Regions from separate parts of the Homo sapiens genome. Here region 1 is linked to region 2. A link is an interaction called in ENCODE POLR2A ChIA-PET data of the cell type or tissue named here. Cell type or tissue: MCF 10A. All regions are shown on one strand. Each heading gives the region's core, and the rest is flanking DNA. Links, peaks and the distances in the headings are about the cores only. Region 1 overlaps FGGY (FGGY carbohydrate kinase domain containing). Region 2 overlaps LOC112268263 (a long non-coding RNA gene).

The links. ChIA-PET counts read pairs that join two places held together with the same protein. Peaks named below come from ENCODE experiments on the same cell type or tissue, not always from the same donor. Only the 100,000 strongest peaks of a DNase experiment are listed, where the experiment ranks them.
Region 1: POLR2A ChIA-PET joins it to region 2 with 6 read pairs; 5 of 35 experiments call an interaction of 5 or more read pairs at or near these places.

What each region holds. Positions count from the first base shown.
Region 1 is chr1:59,746,065-59,754,064 of GRCh38, forward strand. The region is part of intron 14 of FGGY (FGGY carbohydrate kinase domain containing); the gene reads left to right. Among named protein-coding and RNA genes, the nearest start is that of MIR4711, 17 kb to the left of the region's middle. RefSeq lists a silencer at 6,681-6,770. In MCF 10A, for the core only: no CTCF peak of the experiment used is centred there; a DNase peak (open chromatin) is centred at 4,767.
Region 2 is chr1:58,719,315-58,732,782 of GRCh38, forward strand. The region is part of intron 5 of LOC112268263 (a long non-coding RNA gene); the gene reads left to right. Among named protein-coding and RNA genes, the nearest start is that of MYSM1, 26 kb to the left of the region's middle. RefSeq lists a silencer at 7,525-7,574 and an enhancer at 7,536-8,735. In MCF 10A, for the core only: no CTCF peak of the experiment used is centred there; a DNase peak (open chromatin) is centred at 8,277.

The DNA.
Region 1 (8,000 bases), core at 1-8,000, 1.0 Mb after region 2:
GATGCTGAAGTTGTCCAGGACAATGATAAACCTCCAGGTAGATAGGGAGGCTTGTGATCTAGGAGCCTTAGCCTCATTTAACATAGGGACAGAAACAAGAGGCTGACAGTGACAGCAGTGAGATGCAGGGGAGACATGTGTCATTGTATCTCCATCATTAGGTGGCATAAACCTCAGAGGAACAGGCTTTTTTGCCTGCAACTGCAGGAATACTTGTCTGGAAATGATAATGAGGAGGCCTGAGAATAATGACTGTTATCACCTTCCCCAACCCACCTGAAACATACACACATGGCAACACTTACCTTTCAATAAAGTTTCTGGGAAAATAAAGTTTATTTCAGTTGATAGGTACATAGTAATAATAACAATATCTGCACTTTTAAGCATTTAGTCCATCCAATAGGCCTATAAAATAGGTATTAAAACTTCCCTTTTTTTGAGACAGCATCTTACTGTGTCGCCCAGGCTGGAGAGCAGTGGCACAATCGAGGTTCACTTCAGCCTCAACCTCCCAGACTCAAGGGATCCTCCTATCTCAGTCAGCCTTCTGAGTAGCTGGGCCTACAAACACGTACCATCACACCTGGCTAATTTTTATTTTATGTTTTTGTTGAGATAGGGTTTCCCTATCTTGCCCAGGCTGGTTTCAAACTCGTTTCAAGCGATCCTCCCACCTCAGCCTCCCAAAGTGCTGGGATTACAGGTGTGAATCACTGCATCCAGCCTAAAATTTCCATTTTTAAAATGAGGAAATTGAGACTCAGGATGTTCATGGCAGAACTAGGGTTTGGATTATGATCTAAATATCACTGAAGTCTTTGTTTCACAGCAAATGTTTAAAAGTATAGGTTCCAAAGCCATATGTTTTCTTGTCTTTGAACTGGGAATACAAACTAGGTAACGTATTTAATAATATAGTGCTAGGCCATAGTAAGTACTCAACAAATATCAGTTGCCATTATAATTATTGTTATTGAGTTACTATTATTTAATTACAGCTCACGGCAGTACTATATACCTTCTCAGCCTCACATATCAGCAAGATCATATTTTTTTCCAGTCAACAATAGATTATTAGATGAGTGACAGCTTGCAGTTTTGGAACCTATCATCTGTCTGATGCTTTTAGCAAGAAGCTTCCTATTTTTACTTTGAGAAATCCATAAGAAGTAAGTCAAACTCATGTAGATGGGATGAATACTTGCTCCCTATTCATGTTTGGATCCAACTCTTTTGCAGCCAGGCCATATATTAGGACCCCATCTCAGAGTATCACAACAGAGGTTGATGGCCTTACCTAGTATAAAACCACTCCCCTGTGCCGTATTTGCCCATGACTGAATCGGAATGAAACTTTCCCTTGCTAGGAAAACACTGTGGGTATATTCTCTGTCGGAGTGTGCTGAGCAAAACCCTAATAGAATGTACCGTGAGGAATAAGGAGTAACTTGTCAACTGAGAGTTAATCAGAAAACCACATGTGCACAAAACCAACAGATTGCAGAGCTGGCAAAGACTTCAGAGATAATTTACTCCAACCCCCTCATTCTACTGATAAAGAAAGTGAGTCCCAGGGAGGGGAAGGGTCTTGCTCAGGGTCATACAGCTGGCAGTAATTTTGTTTGTTTCAATAATTAATATGAACAGTCATTCTATACATCAGTGAATCCACCTTCCTGCCTTTGTAAGCACAATATAATGACCATAATTGAATTTGTCTTTGACAGTGAAGAAAGCAGGCTTTTAGGGCTTTACAGGGCCCCAAAGTCATCAGAAGAAAATAAATTGTCATGAACTAAAGCTGGAGATCTGCCTGTTGACTGTGAGCTTCTTAAGGAATGGGCCTGGTCTTATTCATGAGCTAAAGCAAGTTTCAAATCCTGGCTTAGCCCTTTACTAGCTTAAGCAAGTACTTAACCTCTCTGAGCCTTTATTTCCTCATTGTAAATTTAAATAATAAGACCTTCCTCAGAGACTGTTAGTGAGGATCAAGGGAGGCAAGATCTGTATACCAGTACCTTGCGTAAAATAGGCATTCAATAAACTTGCACTTTCACCTTACATTTAACAAATGTCCTGCTAAAAGCTAGGGATACTTCAAAGAAAGGAAAGCCAACGACTCCACTTTCATGGAGCTTAGATTCAGGAGGGAGGAGAGCAGAGGTGAGGACCACAGAGAAGCAGGCAGACAATAAACAATTAAAAATATAATTTCAGATGATGATGTGCTATCAAGGGTTATGAGGAAAAGAAAATGAGATGATGTCATAGATGTTTAGGAGAGTGCACTGCTTCTGCTAAGAGTGGCCAAGGGCAGTCTTTTCAATATTATGTTTGAAGAGAACCTAAATCATATGGAAAAAGCCAGACAGTCAAAGATCCTGGAGAAGACCATTCCTGAGAGATTCAGAAAGGCCTTAGGCAGGAGGAAGGTTGGCATGTTCAGCCAGCAGCAAGATGGCCAGTGTGTTCCCAGCATGGCCAGCCCAGTAAGCAGGGCATGAGATGAGACTGGAGACATCTGCATAAACTCCATCCTGAAGTTCTAGTCCACCCTATGACATTTGAGTTTTATTCAAAAAGCGATGGAACACTGTTGCAAGGACGTGTTAAAAAATAAATATTGGTCTTTGTCCCTAGTTCCTGGCACACAGCTTCTAAAATTCTTGGAATCCCTGCTAAAAGCTAGGGATACTTCAAAGAAAGGAAAGCCAAGGACTTCACTTTTATGGAGCTTAGATTAAGCTCCATGTGTATGGTAATGAGATGACTGATGGCTGAGAACCCCTCCGTAGCATCAGGATGGGGGCTGGTCACCAGAAAGACCAAGGCATGATTAGAGGGTTGAACTTTCAGCCCCTCCCCTGACCTTCCAGAATGAGAAAGGGGCTAGAGATTGAGTCAATCACCGATGGCCAATGATTTACTCAATTATACCTAAGTAATGAAACCTTCATAAAAACCCCTAAATGATGGGGTTTAGACAGCTTCTGGATTGGTGAACACAGGGAGGTATTGAGAGGATGGCATGCCTGGAGGAGGCATGGAAGCTCACTGCACCACTGCACCTCCCTCCCCTCATACCTTGCTCTATGTATCTCTTCCATTTGGCTGTTCCTGAATTTTATCCTTTATAATAAACTGGTAATAGTAAGTCAACCGTTGTCTTGAACTCCATAAGCCGATTCTAGCAAATTATCAAGCCTTGGGGGGTGGAGTTTGTGGAAACCTCCAATTTGCGGTCAGTTGGTCAGAAATACAGGAGACCCAGGACTTGTGATTGGCATCTGAAGTGTGGGCAGTCTTGCTGGACTGAGCCCTGAAGCTGTGGGGTCTGACACTAACTAACTGGGGTCAGTGTCAGAATTGAATCAAATTTAATTATAAGTCATGCAATTGGTGGCAGGAGAGTTGGAGAATTGGTGAGTGTGAGGAAAAAACCCATACATTTGGTGTCAGGAGTGTTGTAGGTAAAAACAGCCCAGAGAGGTAAAATCATTCATTGATTCATTTAACAAATCCTTATAGATTAACTATTCTGGCCAGGCACAGTTCTTGGTGTGGTGCATGAATCCAATACACACCCCTGGCCACATGGAGCTTGCATGCTAAAGGGATAATAAATATCTAAAGTTTATGTAGCATTTACTATATGCTGGCATTGTTGTGTTTTACCTCAAATAACTCACGTGCTTCTCATAGCAGTCCTATGAAAGGCATATTTTTATCCCCATTTTCTGATGAGGCAACAGGCATGAAGAAATTAAGTAATTATTCCGTGATTATACAGCTAGTAAATGTAAAAATCCAGTTTCAAATTCTGGCAGTCTGTTATAGTCAGTCTGTATTTTAATCACTGCCCTTTATTTTCTCTGCTTCTGAAAAATCACCTAGACTGGTCCTGACTGCTATAAGGGGAACCAAAGTGGAAGTCAAGAGACCAGTTAGGCAGTAGTGGTCAGAGAATGGGATACTGGAATTTTCAACAACACTGAGTAGATATTATTATTCCCACTTAATAAATGGGAAAACTGAGCTTTGATTCACACATCTGATAAGTAGCAGAGCCTGGATCCAACCCCAAGCCCATTTATCTCTAAAACCCAGTATCTTTCTGCTAATGCCTCCATTTCCTACAGAATTATAAAGCTTCCACTCCTCCCCTCCTTTATGACCAAGAGACCAATTTGAGGTATGTTTTAGAGTCAAAATTAGAGGACTGGGCGTCTAAAAATTTTTTTTTCTCTTGGTAGGCATTTTTATAATTGAAAATAAAATAAAATATAAATATACTGACATGCAGTTCTGTTTTCTCATTTTCTTTTGCAAACTTTAAATTGAGATATAGTACACATAAGGTGAAATACAAAGATATTAATGTACAGCTTGATGAATTTTGATGAAGTATACACCCATATAGTCAACACTCTAAAGATATGTAAATGTGTGCACATAGTGTACTTAAAATTATAAATGAGGTGCCAGTTTTCATATCATGAGTAATGATAAAGACCTCTCCCACTCTCTTTTTCTCTCATCCCTTCCTGCTTCTCAATTGATATTTTTGTCTCCAATTCATGGGGGTTACACAGAATACCAGGTGCAGGTCAAAAGATGACTGTGTCAAAAGGAAAAGAAAGCAAAATAAATAAGAGAACAACTAGCCATTTCTTAATGCGTGTTGAAGGAAAGTCACATTGATATATTTTCTGTTTTTCTATGGAGGGGTCACGTGCCTCAGCCCACACATTAGCATGTGAACTTGTTGTTCCAGTCAAATGAGTCAGAGTTCCTCAGGAAGGCAGATTCCTGTATTTTAGAGCTATGTGTCAGCATCTGTAAAAAAAAAAAAGGTACAGTGTCCTGTATTGATGCATCTCACTGATACACACGTGCTCGTCTCACTCCAGGTAATCACACCTGCTAATAAGCAGCAGAAGTAGGATTTGAACTCCAGCCTAGGGCACTCAAGAATCAGGCTGTTTTCATGACAGGGAGAATGGTACCACTGAGTCCGAATGTAGGGTTTGCAATGGCCTGGAGTCAGAAGTGGGCTTGAATTCTGGTTTTACTACATAATGGCTTTATGACCTTGGGAAAATTACTTATATTCTCTCTATTTTCAGTTCCTTTATTCACAAAGTGGTGATAGATGATCTGTGTCCTAATGTCCTTTTGAGGGTTAAAAAGATCATGTACTTAAAATAATCAGCACAGCACAGAGTACAAAGCTTAAACCAGTAAAATGGCAATGGCAGTGGTAGTCGGCCCCTAAGTCAACAGACACCACAGTGTTTTTTAACCATATACCCCCATCAGTTAAAATAAATTTTGAGTATGCATCCTCAGTACATGAAAACCTATTTATGAAAAAGCATGATGTGCTATACTGTGTTCATAGATTATTTACTCTATAAAACAAGTGAAATATAGCTGAACCAAAGTATTTCCAATGTGTTTACCTGTCATGATGGCTTCATGCTAATATTAGCAACATGTAAAAGTACACTATATGTCTATGGCCAGGTGTGTTTTTAATAATTTTAAAATGATTTTTGATGATTTTTAAATGATTTTGTATGTGCCTATGTATCGAAATCTAAGGCAATCTTCTTGATAATTTTGATTATTTTCCCAATCCTTGTCTTATTTGACTAGGTCTTCATTGTTTTTACCTTACAATATGAGGAGCTAGTACTGAGTAAATACATCACCATTTTCTTGTTTACTTGAATCTGAATGGTGAACTGGTGATAATTATCTCCATCACGTGCAAATCCATTGACTGAATCTTTTTTAGCTGCTTGTCCATTTTGTGAGGGTTAGTTTAAACTAGTTAATACCTATTAATCACTAACCTGGAACATGCAAACGACAACATGTAGCAATTCTGGAAGCTGAGGACATATAAGGGAGTGCCATAGGGCCATCCCTGGAGTTGGAGAGCTCCCACTCTCCTCACAAGAACCTCACACATCTTATGTGACTCATGACTGACTGATGTGTGGCCAAACTGATAAATTGTCTAGTAACAATCCATATATTAAATGCTGGTAAAGTGTAATTAATTTCTTAAGACCAAAAAAAGTCATATAAATGGCACTTCCAGTATTTTCTTCTGGAATCTTAATGAGAATTCCCTGGAGTTTATGGATGCCACTTAAGAAACACTGCCATCACTTTTTCCTTTGGCAACTCTGCAAACACTAACCAAGCACCTGTAAGTGCTAGGACTGTGCTAGACATTAGGCCTACAGTGATGTGATTTCTGCCTTCTGGGAGTTCATATATAGCTTGTTTCCACCACACTAAGTTCTGCTATATTCTCCCCTATAGATGGTGACTCTGGAATTGCCCAGCTTGCAGTGCCCTGTAGTACCTTGGGCTAGACTACTGACAGTCTTCCCCAAAAGGCTTAAGCCCATTATTCCCCTTCCTCAGGGTAGGGGAGAAGGTACTAGATCTTCTGCTCCCAAAATTGCCAACATCAGTAAGTCTACCACTCATGGAATCCACATCTTTTCCAAGGGTACTGAAGAACCCATGGCTTCCTTTAACCTCATTTCCCTGGTAACTCACTCCAACATGGCCTACAGCCCTTTGGTAGCTCCCAGGCCAGGTCATTACAGTGAGAATTGGGTGTTTCCCCTGGCCACATGCAGGCCTGGCTGTTGCCAGTGCTGCCACAAGAGAAGTGGTGAGCAGTGTGTGCTGATTAGTATCTCAGCCTCGACACACCAGGGAAGGGTCAAACCCATGAATGCAGTCTTTCATGGCCGTGGTACAGGGCCCCTATTTTTTCCTCCAGAAACCCTTCACTTGCTTTCAGAAGTGATGATCAAATGTGAACTTTCATGGTTTATTTATAGCTCTGCCTTATAGAGAGAAAGAAAAGAAGTGATTAAAATGCTATTTTACAAAATATTTTGTTTTTAAAAAGCTTTCATTGTGTGGGCAAAAGGAAAAAGAAAAGTCACTGTATTAATTGTGCTGTCTAGACTCTCAAACAAAGAGGGTAGCGTGCTGCAAATTAAGATTGTCCGGCTCCTGCCTGCTGACAAAAAGTATGAATTTGGAGGCCAACTTCAAATAAACCCTTTGGAACAGAAATATATTGTGGGGGTGACTATATTTAGCATGTGTCAGCATTTCCATACTAAATTCATATTGTTATGTTGTGGTAATTTCAGATTTCCTGCAGCCAAGTGGGATCATGAGATTTCAGTTTTATGTTAATTATTTGGAGAAATTGAAAAACTCAGCAGTGCTGTTTCTGATGACAGCACTGATTCTCAGGGTATTCTCCACGTTGTGTCAGGGACCCATAATGAGCCCTGCCTTTCAGGAAAGGGGAAGGTGAGCCCGAGTCATTTTGACTGTCTTTATAAGCATAACTTTAAATATATATATATATATATATATATATATATATATATATATATATATGGCATTACATGTTTTCCCTACAAATACAAAATTAATATATGCCACTGTAGAAAATTTAGAAAACACAATAAGCAACTTGACAAGAAAAAAAAATTGTTACCCATGCTATCCAACCTGTTAACATTTTAATATATATTGATCCGATCTTTATTATGCATATATAACTTGTTTTTATATGCATATCTTGTTTTTAACTTGTTTTTAACAAGTTATATGGAGCAAACAAAAAATTATGTAGCACAAACATGATTATTGAGATAGAATACAAAATTATAACTTTATTTTCTATTCTCATTATCCCTTTGCATTTGTGCAGTAGAGCTAGTTTTTCCCTGCTCTGGTTAAAAATCCTGGTGGTTCCATTACTTTTTTAGATAAATATAAAGTCACTTAGATAATATAACCTTTATGGTCCTTTAAGTTGTGAGATGTAGCCAAAATTCAGAAATTCAAATATCAAAGAATATGTAAAGGTAAAGGTAAGATGTTTTCCAGTTCTTCCAGCTGGAGTCTGCCAGAAACGAGACATAGCCCTAATCAGATTCTTCTTT
Region 2 (13,468 bases), core at 3,366-11,365:
CTTGTGTTGATCTAAACCATCAGATTGCAAGGTAAAGCCCTGATGTAACTGATGAGATGAAGAACACTGTATGGCCATTATTTTAGGTACGATAAACATTTGACTTCTCTTACAGAGACCTAAGGAAAATGACTTAAATAGGGTAGAAATGTCTTTCTCATGTAACAAGCCATGCATTAGCAGACCAGGGCTAGTGTGACAGTTCCTCCATGGGTCACTGTGTGGTTCATTAAGGTGTTGTCCTCCTTGGCATGACCCACGATGGCTGCCAGTGTAACAGCTGAATGTCAACCAGCAAGACAGAGGTGAGGGGTGGGGAGGAGGGCATGCCTCTTCCCTCTGAGAAATTGCCCACCTACTTCTGTTTATGTCCCATGAGCCAAAATTTAGAATTAGGTGTCTCCACCTAGCTTCAGGGAGGCTTGGGAACTGAAGTCTTTATCCTGGGCATTCTAGCATACCCTACATCCAATCTGTCAAAGTTGCATTTAGAATCCAGCCCCTTCTCACCACCTTTACTTCTTTCATGGCGGTCCAAGCCACTTTCACTGGATGACGGCAGTAGCCACCTAACTGGCTTCTCTGCTTCTTCTCTTGCCCTCCACTGAAATCTTTGCTCAGCGCACGTTGAATAATGACTCTTTTAGGATGTAAGCCAGATTTTTCAACTCCTCTGCTCAAACCCCTGCAATGGCTTGCTAGGCCCTGTGGGATTAGGCCTTTGCTACCTGTCCCTTCCTTCCATCCTCCCTCCTCCCTTGCTTACTCCACTCCAGCCACATCTGCTCCCTTCCTGGCCTCAGGAAGGCAGACATGCTGTTGGGTAGGGATTTTCATCGGTCGTTCCTTCAGCCTAAAAATTGTCCATTTCAGATATTCACAGGGCTCATTCCCTCGCCTCCTTCAAATCTTTCCTCAAATGTCACCTTCTTATAGAGGTCTATCATGACTTCTCTACTTAAAATGGCAAGACCTGCTTCCCAACTTTTGGCACTCCTAATCTGCCTTATCTTATTCTTTTTTTTTTTTTTTTTTTTTTCACAGCAGGGACATTTTCTAATATAGGTTTATACTTTACTTATTTACTATCTTTAGTGTGTGTGTGTGTGTGTGCCTCTTCCCTTGCTAGAATGACAGCTCCCTGAAGGCAAGGATTTTTTTTTCTTCCCTGATGTATCCCCAGTACCTAAAAGAGTGCCTGGTGTATAATAGATAATAAATATTTCTTGAATATAAGCTTGCATGAAGAGATGGAGCCGAATCCAGTTCTGATGACATCATTTGAGCTCTGGTTCCATGTGCCTAAAGCAAGAATTCTACACTTTTCAGTTCCATGGGTCAATAAATTTTCTTGTGTTTATTTATTTAATTGGAAGACTATTATTTAACTAAATCAATTAGAATTGGGTTTCTGATATCTGCAAGAGAAGAGCCCTGGCCTTCACAGGGAGCTAATATAAAGTCATAGAAGACCTCTCTGAGGAAGAAACATTTAAGCTGATGCCTGGAGGAGGAATGGGAACTAGTCATAGCAAGATTGTGGGGGCGGATGGCAAGATAGGACAGTGCAGGGAGAATATTCCAGGATGGTATCGTGGGAGCCCCAAGGCAGGCAGACATTGAAAGCTGGCCACCAAGGCTAGAATACAATGAATGAGCTGGAGAGTGGTGTGAGATGAAGCCAGGAGGTAGGCTGAGGCCAGATCACAGGGGCCCTAGGAATCACCAGGGAGGATTTTTAATGATATTCTTGGTGCAATGGAAAGCTATTTATGGGGCTTTAAGCAGAAGAGTGGCATATCTAGTATACTTTTCTCAAAGATCACTTTGGGTATTGGATGGCTAATAGACTGTGGTGTGTGTGTGTGTGTGTGTGTGTGTGTGTGTGTTTCGGGGAGACTATTGTGAAAGTGGGGAGAGCAGGGGTCCAGATGGGAAACAACAGTGTTTGGACATGGGTAGTGGCAATGGAGAGAACTAGATGAAATTGAGATATATTTTGGAGGTATAATCAACAGGCTTTGGTGACAGATTGGCTGTGGGGGTGAGGAAGAGGGAGGCAACAGGAATAACTCCTAGGTTTTCAGCTTGAGCAGTGCGAGGGATGCAGGTGCCGTTTGCTGAGATATGGAAGATTGGAGCAGGAGGAACGTCGGGAAGAAGCTCCTGGTCAGAGGCAGCCTGGCCTGGCACTAGGTGCTTCTTGGCAGAGCATCGGTGACACTTCCTGCCATAGTTAGACACTGACTTATCTTGAATGTGTTGGACAAGCAACTTGTTGCAGCACATTAAAATTCCTTTTCCATGAGGGAAAAGTAAGGACAACAGTCTATTTGCTCTATTTTTCTCTGCAGATAATTTGGTGGTAGTAAATTCTCTCAAAGTGAGAACACAGATGCAGCCAAGAGCTGGGCCATGCTGGGATCATGGTGTTGAGGGCAGCTCTTGCTCATGGAGCTGTATTTGAGTAATCGTTAGGGTGTTCCTTGATGGGGGGGTGGGGTTTCAGGATGTACCATCACATTGGGAACTGGGCTTGATGGCTTTTGAGGTCTTACCAGCCTTGGGGTTCTGTGATTCCACAGTTCAGCCATTGACAAGGTTTTCTTTTCTTTTTCTTTTCTTTTCTTTTTTTTTTTTTTTTTTTTTTTTTTTGAGGCCGAGTCTTGCTTTGTCGCCCAGGCTGGAGTGCAATGGTGGGATCTAGGCTCACGGCAACCTCTGCCTCCCGGGTTCAAGCAGTTCTCCTGCCTCAGCCTCCTGAGTAGCTGGGATTACAGGCACCAGCCACCATGCCCAGCTAATTTTTGTATTTTTAGTAGAGATGGGGTTTCACCAGTTTGGCCAGGCTGATCTTGAACTCCTGACCTCCAGTGGTCCACCCGCCTCAGCCTCCCAAAGTGCTGGGATTATAGGCATGAGCCACCGCGCCTGGCCGAGAAGGTGTTTTTAAAATAAACAAAAGGTTGATGATTGTGGGTTAGCAGAACTTACTAACATTAATGTCACTAAAGTTGGTATACAGCCCCCATCCACTGCTAAATTTGGCTGGCTTTTAAAAGAAAAATAAAATAAAATAAACAAAAGCTGGAAAGGATGAAGGAGGCCCTTGGATGAAACAAGTTACTAAGTGGGCTTTAATAATTCATTCATATTCTCAAAGTGACAATTTACTCTCTCAGGCCAGCCTAAGCTTTTGAGCCACCCCAGTAGGCTTATTCTCCTCCCTTCAGTATCAAAATATGAATACACAAATAACGGTTAAGATTTTACAGTAGCATAACATGTTTGGAATGTAAATTTGGGGCGAGGGAAAGGAAGAATATAAAGTTTGTTGCTGTTGGCACTTAAAAAGTGCAAGTTGTAGAGTCCGACAGACTGAAGTCTGAATATATACTCTGTCATGTGTAGCTGTGCGATCTTTAACAAATTACCTAGCCTCTCTGGGTCTCACTTTTCCAATATGTAAAATACAGGCATGTAGAGCTCAGTTCCTGCCTCATAGGATAGTTGTGAGGACCAACTGAGATCCTGGTGTGGAGGAAGAGGCCAGTCAACGTGAGCTACTATTTGGTGTTTTACAAGCACTTTAAAAACAGAAGTTAAAAAAAAAGTATTTTGATCACTCAGAGAGAATAGTGTTAACACTTTGAGCCTTTTTTAGATGTATTTTTTGTCCTGTACATTTGTATTACATAGTTATGGTTATATTGAATTTTGTATCCTGCTGTTAGAGTCAGCTCAGGCTGCTATGACAAGATACCACAGACTGGGTGGCTTAAACAACAGACTTACTTCTCACAGTTCTGAAGGCTGGAATGTCCGAGATCAAGGTGCTGGCAGATTCACTGTCTGGTGAGAGCCTGCTTCCTGCCTCATAGATGGTGCCTGCTTGTGGTGTCCTTACATGGCCTTTCCTCAGTGTGTGCTTGTGGAGAGAGAGGTGTCACTTTCTTGCTCTTCTTATAAGGGCACTAATCCCATCATGAGGGGCCCAGTCTCATGACTTAATTTAAACTCAATCACCTTCCAAAGGCCCCATCTGCTAATACCATCACATTAGGGGACTTCAACATAGGAATGTTGGGAGGATGCAAACATTCAGTTCACAACACCTATTTTTTGTCTTTTAATATTATTAGGCCATCAACATTCTTCCTATTTTTTCAGTTATGTCCCAAATAAAGGTCTTATTTTTTCATCACAACTTTATTAATATATAGTTCATATACCATAACTTTCACCCTTTAAGGCATACAAATCAACTTTAAAAAAATCATATTCACAGACTTGTGTAACCATCACCATCATCTAATTTTAGAACATCAGTTTCACCCCAAAAAGAAACCTCATCAGCTGTCACTCCTTTCCTTCTTCTCAACCTCTGGCAACCGCTAGTCAACTTTCTGTCTTCCTAGATTTTCCTATTCTGGATAGTTCATGTAAATGGAATCATATAATATGTAGTGCTTTGTAACTTCTTTCACTTAGCATCATGTTTTCAAGGTTCATCCATGTTGAGTACTTCATTCCTTTTTGTTGCCAAATAATACTCAATTGTATTACATTTTGTTTACCCATTCTTCAGTTGATGGACATTTGGGTTGTTTTCATTTTTTGGCTAGTATGAATAATGCTGCTATTATTTTAAATTCTGCATTCAAAATTTACTGAGTGGATGAATAAATTAAGGAAATGCAATTATCATACAAAATAGGCAGAAAATGCCATATCTGTAACCTTAACAGAATTTTCATTCTTTTTTTTGTCCTGAACAGCAAGAATAATTGGAAGTAGCACAGCGGTAACTGAAAGAAATAATAAAGGCCCAACAGAATTCAATAGAGCAGATGCACATTGTCGGCTTCAGGCTGACCAAGGAAATCAGAAGTTGTGTTTGAGTTTTGTACAGGTTATGATGGCAGTCTATGGGGCTTTGTTTACCAACTTGGCTTTGGTGGAAAGTTTTTGTCTTACTCTTTGTAATGTGCTTAATATAAGCCATTCATCGAAAGTGTCAAGAGAAACCAGCAAACTTACTAACCATGACTCTAATTCTTTTAGGTCATTTGTAAATTTGAGGAAATTAAACACATTATTAGCAATATGGGCAAGAATTGCTTATAAGCAAGGGCATAGGGCAAGTTAGGAATCGGCTTAACACTCGACCATTTACTTTGCTGTATGTCAGAGCTGGAAGCTTGGGGGTCTCCCTGAGGTGCCAGTCTCAATACTCCCCACTGGTTCTGAACCAGTTGAGTCAAAGAGAAGATAAACACACCAGATTTAGACTGACAAAAGTAGCCTCACCCTGAAGCAAAATTGGCTTCTTCATACTTAGCTACCTAGACACAGCTGGGCAAGCAGCCCTCCCCCAAGAAACAACCACCTGCCTCACAGAGCAGAAGGAAGAGAAAGCTCACAGGTCACAAAATGGGAAGGAAGGGTGGGCCATGTGGGAGCACCAGTTTGAATACCTTAACCCCAGCCGATATGGGATTGTAGACTAATGGAGGCTAAACTATTGTGAAACCATCCATCACTAATTAGTTAGCAAGAGGCAGGAGGACCAAAAATTTTATTCTAGCAGAATGCCCTGGCTTTCTACTGCTGCTTTACAAACCATTCCTAAACCAGTGGTTACCTAGACAGAGTACAATTTTCTCTCACAGTTCTGTTTAGCTGGGTGGTTCTCACTCAGGGTCTTTCATACAATTATAGTCAGAGATGGTGGCTGGCTCTGGAGTTTTCTGAATACTTCTTCACTTGTGCCTGGTATGTGGGCTGGGATGGCTGGTGTGCCAGGGCATCTCTTCTCCCATTGGCCTCCCTACTTTTCTAGCTTGGGCTTCTTCACAGCATGAAAGACTTAGACTAATCAGATTTTTTTTTTTTATGTGGCAGCTGACTTCCCCCATAGCTAATTTTTCTAGAGGCCCAGATGAAAGCTACAAGGTTTCTTACAAGCTGGCTTTGTAAGTCCCAGAACATGATTTCTATTACATTCTGTTGGTCAAGCAAGTCACTAACATTAGCTCAGACTCAAGGGGTGGAGAATTAGACTCCACTAGTCAGTGACAGGAATAGTAAAAAAATTACAGCCATGTTTAATTTACTTTACAGAAATGCCTTCATGAAAACATAAGGACAGGGGATAGCAGCTAACAATGCTTGAAATACTATATGTCAGGGACACATTGCATTATCATGTTCACTCTCACAAGAGCCCACAAGGTGAAGTGTCATTTTCCCCATTTTACAGGTGAGGAATCTGAGGCCCAGAGGTTAAGTTACTTGCTGGTCAATAGGTGGTAGAGAAAAACAAAAAACAAAAACACTGTTATGTCTGATTCCAAAGCCTTTATTATTTCTGCTATACCACACTATTATTCATCTATTATAAATCTCTCATTACACAGAAGAGAAAATTGCACCCCCTTAAATGCTTTTGAACTAGCAGACTTGGAAAACAGTAACTTTTATGACAGTTTCACTGGTTAAATATTTGCTCTGGTCCAATATTTCATAAGTTAATTTTGAGCAAAATCCATACTCTACGATATGGAGTTCCCTATTAGGTGGGAAAGGATGCTTTCAACCAGGACCTCATCAAGGGAGCTTTCCTGGAACCCAGAAGGAGATCCTATCACCCATCAGATTGCCAGAGGATGAAATTTCTTAGAAGCCCCTCTCACATCATGCTCCCCGGTTTTTCACTTAGAACACTATAGCACTCTTACTCCATCCTAGAATCAAATCCAAGCCCTTACATTAAATAAAACTCTTCATTAGTGCTTGTCAACTCTATAACACCCACTTGTAGTAATACACATTATACGTATCTCCTTTAAAAATCCTGAAATAGGCCAGGCGTGGTGGCTTATCCCTGCAATCCCAGCACTTTGGGAGGCTGAGGTGGGTGGATCACAAGGTCAGGAGATCGAGACCATCCTGGCCAACATGATCAAACCCCATCTCTCCTAAAAATACAAAAATTAGCTGGATGTGGTGGTGCATGCCTGTAATCCCAGATACTCAGGAGGCTGAGGCATGAGAATTGCTCAAACCCAGGAGGCAGAGGTTGCAGTGAGCCGAGATTGTGCCACTGCACTTCAGCCTGGCGACAGAGTGAGACTCCATCTCAAAAAAGAAAAGAAAAAAAAAATCCAGAAATAGAAATCATACTACTGACGCACCAAGCTCAAAGACAACCATGAAGGAAAAATCATGAAGAAGAAGCTAGAGGAGTGTATTTATAATAAAACAATATACATTTTAATAAGCAGATGCTGGAACACATCTATATTAGAAGAGATACATTACTAGTGGGTCTCAAATAATGATGAAGAACTAGTTAAAAAATTGTTTTATGATCTACTACTGTCCAATATATTTGTAAAATATAATGAAACTACTGTGGTAAAATGCAACGGCTACAGAGGTTACTCTTACTTCCTGTAGGTAACTGTCAGGGGACAGCTAACAGTTTGTAGACCTGTTTTGGTCTTGGATCCCACTTTGAGTGGCAATGCATCAGATCAATTAATGTTCACAGTAACCCTACCAGGTAGGTATTATTTGGAGTCTCCATATTATAGATGAGGAAATTGGGGCACTGAGAGATTAAATAACTTGCCTAAAGCTCAGATTCAGACTCAGGCATTTTGACACATTGCTAATGCTGGACTTCACAAACATACCTGTTACAGATACAAAGTAAGATTTGGTATCCCTGAGGTGTGCACAGTCTACTGGAAGAAACAAACAGAAAAATATTAGATTAATAATTTTGGATTTTGACAAAATGTTTGTCATCAAGTAAAAATTCAGGAGCAAGGCCATCAATCCACTGAAATCCCCCAAGACTCCAAAATCCCCCTCCAGGCAGCTTTTCAAGAATTTTCTCATTTTACCTCAATATGAATGCACAAATCTTTGAAACATCCAAATCTCCAGCTCTACCTCTGACTCTCGGTGAGCCCAAGTTTTGAAAAGGCCTGGGGTTTGGGAGAAATGATGCTAGTCATTCTCAAGTTTAGCATCTTTTTGAGAAAGAGTTGTGCCCTTTGTGAAGGAGTGTGGAGGGGATATGAGAAATTAATTGGCACATCTGTTCTCATGTCTGTTCATGAGCAGCTTGTGATCATAAACAACTCATTTAAGGGCATTGTCAGTCTCTCCCCAAGAGGTACCACCCCCATAACATTTGTGGACTGCACACTCTGGCATGTGAATCACCTTTTAGAATGAGTGACTGTTGACTCACCCTTCGGAGAGCTTCCTATTGAGCCAGTATTTGCCCTAAAGCCTTGGAAAGAGAACAAAACAACTTTTGAAGGAAATGAATACCATTCCTTTGTCAACTGTGAGACTGTCACAGCTAAAAATGGGCTTCACTTCCCGTGAACAACAGCACCCAAGTTTCTGCAGGCTGCTGAGGCTTAGACCTACCACGCTGGATAGGCAGCTTCCTGAATCTTTCCAGTAGTGCCACTCAGGGGACATTTATTGAGCACTTACTATATGCTAGGCACTATACAAAATAATTTACATATACTATTTCATTTTATTCTGAAAACAAATATAATATGAGGTAGATGTTATCATGATTTCCATTTTACAATTGATTTAAACTGAGGCACATAGTGGTTAAGAACTTGTCAAAAGTCTGAGAGCTGGAAGGTGGAAGAGCCAAAGTATTTGACTCCAAAGTGCTTGCTCACAAATACCGAGCCTTAGTGAGCATTAGACTCCAGGAAGGGGCCTCAAGAATCCAAGGGAGAGTCGGGAGCGGTGGCTCATGCCTGCAATCCCAGCACTTTGGGAGGCCGAGGCGGGCGGATCACGAGGTCAGGAGATCGAGACCATCCTGGCTAACACGGTGAAACCTCGTCTCTACTAAAAATACAAAAAATTAGCCGGGTGTGGTGGCGGGCGCCTGTAGTCCCAGCTACTCGGGAGGCTGAGGCAGGAGAATGGCCTGAACCCAGGAGGCGGAGCTTGCAGTGAGCTGAGATCCTGCCACTGCACTCCAGCCTGGGTGACACAGCGAGACTCCGTCTCAAAAAAAAAAAAAAAAAAAGAATCCAAGGGAGAATTCTCCTATATTTACTGAACAATTGCTTTGACCTCGGTCCCTACACTACGATGCACAAATATGATGCAGAGAATATGGCATCACACATGGTCCAAGGTCCTTGGACTTTCATCACCCTGTGATGGGGATTCAATGTCTCCTTACAGAGTTTGGGGAAGGAGCCACGAAATACTGTATGAAAAGCATCTCACTTAAGCCTGGTCTATGGCAGATACTCAACGTACATTATTCATCTGTCCTCTCCCACAACACTCATAAAAAACACAAGGAATGTGTAGTTGCACAAAGTAGATAGACACACATTCTATAAGCACAGTACTGAGGGAGGAAACAATGTAAAAAGTAGAGTTTTTGAGGCATACTTACAGATACCAATAGGATATTGAGCATCCACTGTGTGCCAGATATATATAAATATATATAGTGTGTGTATTATATACATAAGTATAATATATTATTAAATATGTGATAACAAATTATTATACATACTATACATGATAATATTTATTATGTATATAATACTTATTTTACATACATTTATATTATGTATCATATATACAATATTTCATATACAATAAAATATCATTATATATGTAACATATAATTTATGTACAATAAGATATTATAATGTATACTTAATATATAATATATACAATGATAGATTATTGGGTACACAATAATAGATTATTATAAATGCAATATATAACTATTACATATTACATATTATATATGATCATTATATATTATAATATATAACAGAAAACCTGTAATTATATATAACATATAATAATACATAATTATATAATATGTCATGCACTATAATATAATAATATATGATTATATAATATAAATTACATATATGTAATATATAATCAAAATTACATATTATATGTAATATATAATCAAAATTACATATTATATGTAATATATAATCAAAATTACATATTATATGTAATATATAATCTAAATTACATACTATATGTAATATATAATATGAATTACATATATTAATATATTATGCATTTCACATAAAATGATATATTAATAAATGATATAATATATAATAATATATAATATAATATTGCACATATTATATATTATACAGTATATGTACATATATGTACATATACTGTATAATGTATTGCATATAATGTGTATATATACTATATATTATATATTATATATGCGTCTGTATGTATAGTACACATATATTATATATGCGTCTGTATGTATAGTACACATATATTATATATGCGTCTGTATGTATAGTACACATATATTATATATGCGTCTGTATGTATAGTACACATATATTATATATGCGTCTGTATGTATAGTGCACATATATTATATATGCGTCTGTATGTATAGTACACATATATATGCGTCTATATGTATAGTACACATATATTATATATGCGTCTGTATGTATAGTACACATATATTATATATGCGTCTGTATGTATAGTACACATATATATGCGTCTGTATGTATAGTACACATATATTATATATGTGTCTGTATGTATAGTACACATATATTATATATGCGTCTGTATGTATAGTACACATATATGCGTCTATATGTATAGTACACATATATTATATATGCGTCTGTATGTATAGTACACATATATTATATATGCGTCTGTATGTATAGTACACATATATATGCATCTGTATGTATAGTACACATATATTATATATGCATCTGTATGTATAGTACACATATAATATATATGCGTCTGTATGTATAGTACACATATATATGCGTCTGTATGTATAGTACACATATATATGCCTATGTACGTATAGTACACATATATTATATATGCGTCTGTATGTATAGTACACATATATATGCGTCTGTATGTATAGTACACATATATATGCGTATGTATGTATAGTACACATATATTATATATGCGTATGTATGTATAGTATACATATATTATATATGCGTATGCATATATTTATATACATATATTATATATACATCTATACATATATTTGTGCATATATGTATACATATATATATATATGTATACATTTATTGGAGTCAAATACTTTGGCTCTTCCACCTTCCAGCTCTCTGAGTTTTAACAAGTTCTTAACCACTATGTGCCTCAGTTTAAATCAACTGTAAAATAGAAATATATATATTGTATATGTATACATATATTATATGTATATATAATATATAGTATATATGATAATATATTATATATGCAATATATAATATGTATATGTTATACATATTTACATATTATATGAATATATACTATATGATATATAGTATAGATACATATTATATGTGCGATATATACTATATAGTATATATACAACATGTATATTATATAGTATGTATACAATATGTTATATATGTAATTTTATACAATATATTATTACATATATGATATATAATTATGTAATATATATTTTTACATATATATGTTACAATGTATCATATATATTAACATATAATATAATGTAGTATATATTATGTTATGTATAATATAATATTACAATTGTATAATTATATAATAATTATATATCAATAATCATAATATCATTACATATCAATTATATAATCATACATATTATATATTGTATAACATATAATACAATGTTATTATAAAATATAATAATAATATATAACATATAATAAATGTTATATATGTAAGATATATTATATATTATACATTAATCCTTATACTGTACATATGTAGTGTATATGTAGTATATATGAATGATATGTTATATATTAATATTATATGTAACATATAACATTATATATTAACAGCATATAAGATTATATATTAATTTTATATATTATCATAACATATAACATATATGTAATATTACATGTTATCATGACATATATTATTATATATGGTATATTACATATAGAATAATGTGATATATAATATATGTAATAATGTATATTTTATATGAGTAATAATATATACACTATGCATAATATATTACATATATTATATAGATCATACATCATATACTACATATATTATTATATATCATATAGATTATATCACATATATTAATATATGTAATAATCTATATGATATATAACATATGAAATAATCTATTACAAATAATGTATTATATATATTAATATACTCTTTTAAAGTCTCAGCATGGGTATTATTCTTCACATGTGATACCAATGAAACTGAAACAGAGAGTTTAGGAAACTTGCCTAAGGAATGAAACCTAGTATGTCTCAAAAATTACCTTTCAGTTAAAGGGCGGTCTTGTTTATGTTGAATGTGCAATGTGGTAGCTGAATTGTATAAAAATAGGTTTGGTATTACCTTGAAGTTTGTTTCAAAACGCCTATAATTTCATGCCCTTTAGGTACATTTTTATTTTATCTAGACCTCTTGATATATAATGACAAAAGTAGAATTCAGGTATTTCTGTGTTGGTTCTGGAAAACAGGCTTGAGAGAGAAGGTGACAGCTGAGCATATCTGTGAATTCAACGGCCAAGGTGTTGACAATGGATGAAATGCATCATGAACCTGGTGTGTCAACAAGGTGGATTAGGGTACAAGCTGAAAATGTATGTTTAGTGGAAGGATGAGGGGCTCCACCCTTCCAATTGGTTTCCCACAGTCTTGCCATGAATGCCTCACTGAACTTGCCCAGTTTTGGTCAACCCCAAACTTAAAGTATGGACGCCTGCAGCACAGCAATGCCCAAGCTTAGTCAACATGTTTGACCTGGTTGAAATCCAGAAATTGAATGAAGTGAAAGTTCTGGTGCATCCAGTTATAGCTGAGATTTTAATGCCATCAGATACGTTTGCTATTCAACTCATGGCCATGTTTCTACTTGGCAGCAGTTTAAGACATTGAGCAAAGCCAAATATGAGGCTTTGTCTATTACTAGGTTGGACTGCCTGCAGAAATATGATTCACAGCCATGGAAAATGATGACTGGATTTGGTAAAACAGTTTTTCTTGTTTTCCTTATCACTTAGTAAACCAAAAGTTAACAGAAAGAACTCTTGGGACAGCTTCCCATTGTATGTGTGAGAGCCTGGATGTGAACCTAGGTCTTTGCAACTCTAATGCCTATGTTCATTTTACATAGTTACACTGTTCTCTAACAATATATGTGAGAACTGAGTTATGACAAGTGAGTAGACATTTTCCAGATGGGTTACGAGACAAAGGGCATTTTAAGCAGAGACAACAGCATAAGCACAAGGCCTTGCATTATGGCAGAAGGGCCAAGATGAGGTCAAGTTGCACAGATAATGTAAGGGAAGACTTCCCATAAGAAGTTTTGAATGCATTGAAATACGTAACTCGTCATTCATTACTTCGGTAATTCAACAGTTATTTAT